Regions from separate parts of the Homo sapiens genome. Here region 1 is linked to region 2. The links are chromatin loops, found by intact Hi-C in ENCODE. Cell type or tissue: A673. All regions are shown on one strand. Each heading gives the region's core, and the rest is flanking DNA. Links, peaks and the distances in the headings are about the cores only.

Region 1 (5,392 bases), core at 152-5,151, 170 kb before region 2:
GAACCATTCCTGGCATGTAGACTGCACGTGCTTTAATCTGGGAATGTTTTACAATCTAGAAAAATATTAACATGAAAGAATATGTATTGACATGGTAAAGCAATTTATAGCAAAGATAATCTAAGTTTACTACAATACAGACAAGATACTGAATAACGTGTAGTGCAAATATGGCAAGAATAGTAGCTGAGTTATTTAAAACCTTAAAATACAGTTTAGCTCATATGAATTCAAGTAACATGGCAAGATTCATGATTTGTTAATTTTATTCATTTATTCACTCAACAAACACTTATAATGCTCTATGTGATAGTCTCAGAGTTGGGTGTAGAAAACATTTTTTTTTATATATATCCCTGAAAGCAAACCCAGAAACTAAGATTTGTTTGCAAGTTATTTCCTTGGGAAGTGATCCAGGGAAACACCTGGGTAGGGGAAGTGGAAAGCAAAGAGAAACAGGGAAAAGATGAAAACTGATGAAAGGTACATTATTAAGCATTACTGTGGGTCAACTAGAATTGAATCAGGCTGGTGAATTCTGGTAGCCAGTGTAGAGCACGTTCATCCTAGTTATCCTGCCTGAGGAGCAAGAGGGCTGGAATATGTATATACCAACTTTTAGAAGTCATCATTTGAGGGCTGAACCTGGGTTGGGGGAAGGGAGGGATTAATTCTCTAGGATCTCCACATGCAGTGCATGTGACTAGAGTGCACAGGTGCTAGAGCAAGCCCAAGCAAAGAACGTCCAGTTTAGTGATTCAGATGGTAAGGCCCAGGGGACATAAGGAGGCCAACTATACACCTGCTAGAGAAGACCAAAGTGGTTAGGACATAATAACTGACCTTGAAGAGCTCACAGTCTCTTAAGAGATGGAAGTCAGGATCACAGGAGATTGCCCTGAGTTGACCTGGTTTGACCTGAAGAAAGAGAAGTACCCTGCACCATTTGTGATTAAAGGCAAGGAGACAGAGATAGTTGAGAATCAGATAAGGTTATAGTTAGAAGTGTAAGCAATTGATGAACTAAAGAACACAGGCCTCATCTACTAAGGAAGTAGGACCTGGGTAATCACCGAGAGTCAGGGAGAGAGTACAGCGAGAGATGCTCCAAGAAGGGGAAAGGGAGACAATCAAAAACAATTAAAAACCAATCAAATGTAATAACAGATAAAGGAATGTAGAAAAGCTATTTGTAAAACCTTTATTAAACACAATTTTGGGATTCTCTTGAACCACATACATAGAGGTAGAAGATATTTAATGAAGACAGAACAATAGATATATTTCTTGACTTTCCTAATGTCATCTCAGTCTCTAAAGAATCTAATTTTATTCTTAGCACTGTAGAACACTGACATTACTAAGCCACATCAAATCACTCACTCTTAAAATTTCAGCAGATGGAAAGTTGTTTAAGGGAAATACTTTCCATTCTTTATCTACTACAATCAGTATTTTCTCATTTGCATTCACTTCTTGCTTGGACCACCAGAAAGACATATGCCTGGATCACATTATCTTAGTGCTTCTTAGTATAATTCTCACTGAATTGTAAACACTTGTTGTATCTTCAGAATTTGTAAAGTAGTTGAAATAGTTATAGTAAATTTGCTTCTATATTTTTCATAAATTTATCATTGATGAGATTGCCTTTTATATGTCTGCTTCAAAGTCCCATGTGAAAAATTTTATTTCAACTGAATGAATTATATATATATATATACACACATATATATGTCCTCCCTTCTGATAATAAAATACTGCAACTTGTTTTGCCAATCTTACCCTGGTTAAAAGGAGCTTGGAAACTAACATAAAGGCAAATATATGTGTGTGTGTGTGTATACACACACACACACACATATAAAACCATATGTATTTTTACATTTATAATATATATCATATTAAAATATATATCAATTAATAATTAATAATATCATTATATATAAAATATATAATTTTATATTATATATAATATTGACCACTTGTTTACTAGTTAGTGATTTTCTATTTTTATTATCATTACCATTGTAAATTTTATTTTATATGACTGAAAGTTACTTAATAAAAAAGTAAGTATAAATGAATTATAAAGTGAAAATTATTTTTGAAGCAATGTGATTTTTTAAGGTATGACATAAATATCCAAAGGGACATCCACCTCCTCCTGCCCATGGCTATACATAGAATGAAACTACTTATCCTATTTATATTAGCTCCATGGCATCACAATCCTGTACTGCTATGTCCTTAACACCAAACATCTTCAACATAGCGATGTGATTTACAGTCCTCAGGGAATCTACGATATAAATGTATCTGCATTAGAGCTTCAGGAAGTAGCTTATTTCCCACAACTACACACCCAAGAGTGGGACCCAGATTCAGTAAGACCCTGGTTGCCACTTTAAGCTTATCAATTTATCATATCCTCAGAATAATCCCAAAAGGTAAAACCCATTTCATAGAAGCTAAGTAAACTTACTAGTAAGAGAATGGGTCAGGATTCAAACATAGGTCTGTCTGAATGTAGACTATAATGTCTATCAAAATACTTTATTATGACTTTTACTTTCTGACTGAACAGTTAATGGTATGAAAGAAAGAGAAAGAAAGAAAGAAAGAAAGAAAGAAAGAAAGAAAGAAAGAAAGAAAGAAAGAAAGAAAGAAAGAAAGAAAGAAAGGGAGAAAGGAAGGAAGGAAGGAAGGAAGAGAGAGCGAGGGAGGGAGGGAGGGAAGGAAGAAAGGAAGGAAGGAAGGAAGGAAGGAAGGAAGGAAGGAAGGAAGGAAGGAAGGAAGGAAGGAAAAGAAAAAGAAAGAGAGAGAAAGAAAGAAAGATGTGTTGTTGTTAGAGTTAAGCTTTTGTGTCAGTTTGTGTCAGCTTTTGTGTCAGTTCAGCTATGCCCACATAGCTGGTAAAACGTTATTTCTGGGTGCGTCTATGAGGGTGTTCCTGGAAGGGATTAGCATTTGAATCAGCGGACTGAGTGAAGAAGATCTGCCCTCACCAATGGGCTCCATTCAACCTATTGAGGGCCTGAAAATAATAAAAAGGCAGAGAAAGGGCGAAGTTGCTCTCTTTGCTTAAACTGAGACATTCATCTTCTCCTGCCCTCAGACATCAGTGATCTTGGTTCCTGGGCCTTCAGACTCCAGGACTGACACTAGCAGCTGCCTGCTTCTCGGGATTTTGGCCTTTAACTGGAAGCACATCATCAGCTCCACTGCTTCTCAGGCCTCAGGTTTTAACTGGAGCTATACCACCAGCTTTCCTGAGCCTCCAGCTTGCAGAAAGATTGTGGGACTTCTCAGCCTCCGTAATCTTTCATGAGCCAATTCCTCCTAATACGTCTCTCTCTTTATATCTTTATATATATTATGGGTTCTGTTTGTCTGGAGAACTCTAATACACACATGTATTAATACATATTCAATGAATGACTGATGACTAAAAATATGAAAAGCCTCACTATGGCACTTCTAGCATAGACCATTAATTGTGTCACATCACTAACTATTCTTTTTTTTGGGGGGGGGGGGGTGGGGGCTGCGGAGTCTTGCTCTGTCACCCAGGCTGGAGCGCAATGGCGCTATCTCAGCTCACTGTAAGCTCCACCTCCCGGGTTCACGCCATTCTCCTGCCTCAGCCTCCCGAGTAGCTGGGACTACAGGCACCTGCCACCGCGCCCGGCTAATTTTTTTTGTATTTTTAGTAGAGACGGGGTTTCACTGTGTTAGCCAGGATGGTCTCGATCTCCTGACCTCGTGATCCGCCCGCCTCGGCCTCCCAAAGTGCTGGGATTACAGGCATCACTAACTATTCTTATCATGCAATGTGACATTTCATTCTTAGGTGCTTTTAAAGAATAGTTTACAAGTCTCTACAGGGCTTTTTTTTTTTTTTTTGCCATGTCATAGGGAATTACTAAACTTGTACATGTCTATTTTCTATGGAAATAGAGATTAAGTCAGCTAGGTAGATGGCTCCAATAGCAAGGCTGAGGCACATGAGGAGGGGGTAACAACTGACTATGCTGGCAGAACTAAAAGCAAAAAGATGAATGCAGACAAAAGCGCATATTAGCATTAAATGGTCTCAGCAAAGTAATCATATAACTAACAGAGTGAAAGCATCTCTCCTCTGCAGTTTGGGTGAAAAGGAATGCTAGCTAGTAGACTTCTCTAATTTGCACATCTGCAAATCAGTGTATGAAGGAAACAGTACACAGTCATTTACACTGAGATAACAAGTATAAGTACAGCCACTAACAGAACATCTCATCACAAGAAAGTGTTGGTGACTAAAGGTAAATGGTTACTATTTTCCAAGGTCAGATGATTTCCTTCATCCTTTCACTGATGGTAATAGCAGTTTCACAGGTCATGGATAGTGCAAAGAAGCATCACTTAAAACATGTGCTGTCCTTGTTTGTAAATGATAAAAAAAAAAAAAAGTAAAATGGTCATAACAACAGTATTGTGCATAATGAATCTTTTTCATTGAAAGCAGTTAAAATTCTAAAAATCCAGAACCCCGAATCTCACACCATAAGCTAATTCTCTTATTTTAGAAAATATAATGAAAACATTCTAGAAAACATAATGAGTAAACCTCTATATCTTTCAAGCAAAAGCTATTATTTTCACAAATTATCCTTGCCTCTCTTTATACCAAAGAAGACTTTGGTAATTTTTGTTATTGGTTTATCAGAGGACTGGGCAAAAAATTCTGCCAGTCTGATTAACATGGTTATAATTAAACCATAGTCTTTAATTGTGGATTCCTGGATGGCTAATCTTGTCACTTGCTATTTGTCAAGCTAACATAAAGGGAAATCAACCATGTATTATACAATCTAATTTTCTTCTGGAATTCTGAGTAAATGTGTATGGCCAAAACTGATTAAGATGCCTATAGATGGAATAGGTGATAATTAGAGAGACTGGGAAAAAAAAAAAAAAACCACTAAGAGAAAAAAGTAAAACAAAGAACTAGTAAAAATGCTGAAGTCTTCCTGGTAACCATCTTAATGGTGTGATAATTTTATTATAAGATTGTTTTAACATCTATATATCTTAAAATTTGAATCAATAGAGCTATGTGAAGATTTCAATATTTTTTTCCTGAGAGTTATAAATTATAGATTCATTTTCTGAAAGGACAAGACAAAATTAAATGAACAGATCCTGATAGAATTTCTAGTCATTCACTAGCTAATGTCCAATTTAAGTTCTTCCTGTTCTTATCGAATAGCCGTTTATAGAGTATTAGTACTAAATGTCAAACAGCATCAGTGTAACACCAGCTTCAAAAATTGTATGTTTACCACACACCATCATTACTATTCTATGTAATTATAATGGAAATGCAACACTTATTCTTCTACTGCTT
Region 2 (5,392 bases), core at 90-5,089:
CAGTATTTTGAGGTTTACCGAACTAATTCAGAATATGATCCTAACCTCCCACCAAATTTTTTAAAAAGGTAAAAACAGTTCTGTTTTAGTGTAGTTATTTTTCTCTCTCTGTACACTTTTTTCCTTTTTATTAGACTGTTTCTAAGCACCATGGCAAAATCAAATTTATGGATTGTGTTTACCAGAGTTTACAGAGCTCCACTGGGAAGCCTAGAAATCTCTGCTGATTTCCCTGCAGTCTTTGAAGCTCCATAACATAGAACCTAATCTTCACAGTAATAGGTGGTCTAATTCTCTGTGCAAGCTGTAGGCCAAACCTTACTTTTAACCTGAAGATAATTAGAAGGAAAATGAAAGTGAGTATGTTCCATTAGTTACTACTGAAAAGGCTTTGCTTCCCTGAAACCCAGTTTGCCAAATGATGCTTGGATGTTCCTGTAATCATGCTGTTTCTAGTTTATTTCTGCTGTAGGTCTTAGTGCTTGTATTATTTTAAAGAACTAATTTTATTTAAATGACTAGTAAGAATTTAAATATTTCTAAAGAATCAATATACTAATCATAATTTTTTTTTTTGAGACAGTCTTGAGGCTGAAGTGCAGTGGTGTGATCCTGGCTCACTGCAGCCTCTGCCTCCCAGGTTCAAGCAATTCTCTCACATCAGCCTCCCAAGTAGTTGGAATTACAGGTGCGTGCCACCACATCCAGCTAATTTTTGTATTTTTAGTAGAGACAGGGTTTCGTCATGTTGGCCAGGCTGGTCTCGCAGTTCTGAACTCAAGTGATTCGCCCACCTCAGCCTCCCAAAGTGCTGGGATTACAGGCGTGAGCCACCATGCCTGGCCCCATAACATGTTTAATGAAGATATTTTTCCATTATTGTTCCATTTCTATAATTTTTTGAGTGACAGTATTAGTTTATATTAACAATAAGGGGTCCAGGCAACACCACTTTAGATATATGATCCTTAGAAAAGTTATATTACATATCTGGGTTTCAGTCTTATTATCTATAAACAGAGAAACTAAGACAAGGTCATCTGTAAAGTCCTTTAAAAATCTCTGTGTTTATTCCATTGACTGCACTTAGAAGATAAATTTAGTAATAGTTCTTAAGAAATCATGAAAATACATAATTTTTAAGACAGTGATATCTCTCCTCTGAAAGTCAAAATCTTATACCTTCAAGTGGCCATTGGACACAACCAAAAAATAAAAACCATTTTTAGCTTAATGAAGCAACTTATGTAATATAGCAGCATTTTAATAAAATTTCATATTTCATTTCCATAAGGCAGGATATTTTATCCAGAAAATTAGAGTCCATAGTTTAATGTGAAGAATATTAGGAAGAAAATTAAAATTTGAAGACAAAGTTTTTGGAAATCCTGTCTAAATATATTAGCCTTTATTTTAAAATTTAAAATACAAAAAAAGTATGATACAGTTACACTTAGCAACTTTAACACACATTTTTCAGTTCATTAATTCAAGAAATATTTAGAGAATATATATGCCAGAAATACCAAATGAACAAAACTGACAAAGCCCCTGCCTTCATGGGACTTACCTTCTAGGGCATGTGATGGGCATGTTTGGGGCTGGGGAGGGGGAAGTATAGACAGAAATAAAGAAGCAAACTCATAGATTGTCAGGTACAGGGGATAGGGAAGGCAGATGGGAGAAGGGTTTGTCTTACTGATAAGATAATATTTGAACTGAGATCACTAAGGGGAGCTCTCTGGGGCAGAGGGAACAAAACACTAAAGCAGGAACTTTCTTGGGAGCCATAATAGGGTAAGTAAGAGGCAGAATAATGAGAGATAAGAGATGGTGTTAGAAAAAGGTAGAATTGCATGTGTGTGTGTGTGCATGTGTATGTATGTGTGGTGAGTGGTGTGGACGTGTAGAGGGGTAACACTCATAAAGGACCTTGAAGGCCACCGGAGGGAGAAGTCATTGGAAGATTGTGAGCAGGGAAGTGACACAATCAAATTCATGGTTAACAGAATCACTATGGCTGTTGTACTGAGAAAAGATTGTTCAAGACAAGGACTGGGAAATTAGGGAACTAAATAATAAGCATATTGCGATTAAAAAGGTTAGAGGTAGTGACACCTAGTGGATATGGTGGCAAGTCATTCTTTTCTAGTTATATTTCAAAGGTAGCATCAAGGGGATTTGCTGTTGGATTAGACGAGAGTTGAAACAGAAATAGAGGAGTCAAAAGCAACTTTCAGTTTTTGACCTGAGCATCTGGAAGGTTGAAGTTGCATTAACTGAGATGGAGAAGACCACAGAAGAGATTGGTTTGAAATATGTCAGTCTAGCTCCATAAATAAGGGATAAGACAAGTGCATTATGAATCCAATCATGGTTTTAACTTTTTGTACTGAAGACAATAAACATTTTTGTAAACAAATTAAATGTTAGTCATTGCTTTCTAGTGTTGGATGTTTTGTAATATTTTATGCCACTTTTTGTTAGATACTATAATGGCACGTGTTCAAGCCATCTGAAGATTGTTTAAAAATTCTTTTCTAACATGAAACTCATGTAGTTTTAGTTTTCTCACCATGACCACAATGAACTTTCACATATTTAAAATTCTGCTAAAACGTTTCAAGTTCAGCTTTGATGGGGTAGCTGTATTTATAAAAATTTGCCATTGACCATTTTCTACATAACATGCATTTTGACTAACAAAGCAATAAGTGGAACATATGGTATACATGAGTCCTTGAGAGTTGAAGCTTTTTCAACTTAAGTAATAATGCTGTGCAGGGTCTTTTTACCTTAGTAAGGAGAAGAGGAAATGAGGGGAGAAAAGGAGTGTAAAGATGAAAAATGGGAATTTTACATGAGGCCTCAATGGACTTGAGAGGCTGCTATTAATTTAAGGCAATGGTTCACTGCCTCTTGGGAGTCATAGCCTTCTTTCCAAGTTTGCTGTGAGTGACATACTCCCACCTCAGAAAAAAAAATGCCCTGATATTCAACATTTTGCTTACAATTTTAGGAAATTCACGGATTCACAGAGAGCTCATGGTGAGGGGTGTCTATATTTAAAGAGCAAACCTGAAATGCTCCAGGTTGTAGATTCTTCCCTACAGTTGTACCAATAAAAAGTCAAAAGAGGAAGGAATACCAGTGGCAAAAATCATTTAAGATTTTACTGACCATCAGAAAGTGTCCTCATTTTCATTATAAAGCAGTGTATGTGCATGTCAGAGACATAGTTTGTATGCAGTCAAAATGATTAATCCTTTCTATAAGAGCTTTTTAAGTAAAGATGAGGACCAAAGAAGTGGAATCTTCTGCTCCAGAAAACACTTCTTCCACTTTTCCTCTCAAATTTCTCTTAGCTGCTGAGTGCATTTATAATGGATAACATGCATATATAGGGCAACTCTTTGAGCATTTAAAATGATGTCAAATATAAAAACTTACTAGCAAAAATCTGATTTTTTTTCACTTTCATGGCCTCTGCTAATGTATTTTGAACATAAAGGGTTTTAAGATGAGAAAAGAAAATGTGAATGTAGCCTGATTATAACTATATTCCTTGGGCCATAATATATGGCAAACAATATATAGCAGTTTAATTACAACAAAAGTTTAATGAATGTGTATTGAGTTTATTCCCCTGGTGATAAAATTTTTAGATACTGGAGCACAGCACTGAAAGGTATTCTTTAACATAGAAAATGAAAATGACAGTGGTAACCTAACTAAAATCTTTAAGTGCAATAGAGTTAAAAATTAAGTCTAAAATTCTCCCTTTCACCTGCAATTCTGTACAGCATCAATGGCATGCCACTGTCTATAGAGTGAAGAGAAAAGGGATGGTAGAGTTTGTGGAGACCAAGATTTTGGTTAAGAATTGAGTATCCAACATAAACTCTAGGAGCAAGATTGTTTAGTTTCAGCCTGTGTTAGGAATGATTGCAACCCACTTTGAGTTCTCTCACAGTGATCGAAGTGCTGCGGATTAGACTCATCTTGTTCCCCTCAATGCTTCGCGGATTTCTTTTTTTATGTACTCTAAATTGAATTTAAAAAGTTTCCTTCTCTTTTTTGAATTCACATTGGTTTAAATGTGATGCTTCTGTAAAGGCTCCATGAATTCAATATCCAATGTAATGTTTTTCCTTGTCCAAAACTTGGAACATTTTGTAAGATGAATTCACCATTCAGAAGTAATTTAATATGTGGCCCTGTTGTAGACACAGAAATCAAACATGTTTCCATGAAGGATCCATAAAAAGAGTGAGTTTATAAAGCAACTGATAATATTTCATAATGAAGATTTTATAAGGCATTTACATTATCTCTTTCAATCACCATGACAACCAAAAATAAAATAACCTCCAATTAACCCTATGACATGAGTGCAATAAACATTTTTCTTAAAGCAAACACAATTTGTTTTACAAGTTGTTCTGTTGTTTAATAGTAGTTTGCTATTATTTATATTCTTATGTGCTTTGATCAGATACAAATTTTAGTAGGGAAATAAGCAAACATTTCTAGAAACGAATTAGAAACAATTGTGTTTTAGAATACTAAAAGGATTTTTAAAACTTTCAATTCAGCAAAGTTAATATTTTCCCCCAATTGAAATAATGGAAAAACAAAAGCGTAGACACTTTCATGGCTTGGAGGACATGATCTTCATGTGCCCAAGGTCATGTTCCTTAGCAGCCACTGTTGGGATCTGCTTCCACTACAGTCCTGCATTGTAGGCACCATTTTGTCTTCTTCAGAAGGTTCATCGAGACATTGGTTACTGTTAACATGTCGCAACGTGAGTCTCTGTAAAAGATAACCAATAATCAGTGCAGCTTATTTCGTCTTTAGCTTTGCTAGCACATCAGATAAAATCTGTTCTTTAAAAAATCCTTTATGATTTTTATAGTATAATACACTGTGATAGCTTTGTAAAAGGAACTGTGCACAGGTGTCCCTGGATTAATTATTATACATCTTTGACTGTTATGAAGTCATCATTGTCTAATATACCTTTATTTGCAGATGGCTAAAGAAACTGACTGACATTTATCAAGCATTGCCAAGAATTCAGGCTCCTTTGCAAAAAGCCCATTTGTGAGCTCCGAGTTCAGTTGAGGACTGCAAATATTAACAAGCTTTTGCAAAAGCTTAGTTTTCTTAGGCATGTGTTATTCAGTAACCATTTGGTAAACATGCAAATAGATGGCACAGCTGTGACCCAAATGAACAAAACTGCTAGAGATGTTCCCATTTCAAAATACTAAACAAGCTATAGTATCTGTGACTGTAAGACACTCATTGTAGAAAGTGATTATCAGAGCAAAAAATAATCTGTCTTACTTGATAAAATCCTTACAATAGTTTGGTCTGTATTTTTAAG

Evidence for each region. Hi-C counts contacts between places; a loop is a spot of excess contacts. Peaks named below come from ENCODE experiments on the same cell type or tissue, not always from the same donor. Only the 100,000 strongest peaks of a DNase experiment are listed, where the experiment ranks them.
Region 1: it touches region 2 in a loop (6-fold over the local background); 24 of 110 quality-filtered maps call a loop at or near these places.

Annotation. Positions count from the first base shown.
Region 1 is chr2:154,618,277-154,623,668 of GRCh38, reverse strand. No RefSeq gene overlaps it. Among named protein-coding and RNA genes, the nearest start is that of KCNJ3, 78 kb to the left of the region's middle. In A673, for the core only: no CTCF peak of the experiment used is centred there; DNase peaks (open chromatin) are centred at 2,338 and 2,958; H3K27ac peaks cover 478 bases.
Region 2 is chr2:154,449,834-154,455,225 of GRCh38, reverse strand. GALNT13 (polypeptide N-acetylgalactosaminyltransferase 13) reads right to left here. Exons shown (of 13, transcript NM_052917.4): 13 at 1,247-4,815. The coding sequence ends at 4,675. It overlaps GALNT13-AS1 (GALNT13 antisense RNA 1), which reads left to right. Exons shown (of 5, transcript NR_161181.1): 3 at 584-688. Among named protein-coding and RNA genes, the nearest start is that of GALNT13-AS1, 4.9 kb to the left of the region's middle. RefSeq lists a cis regulatory region at 5,132-5,145 and an enhancer at 5,066-5,210. In A673, for the core only: a CTCF peak has its summit at 2,123 (motif pointing left); a DNase peak (open chromatin) is centred at 2,095; H3K4me3 peaks cover 243 bases.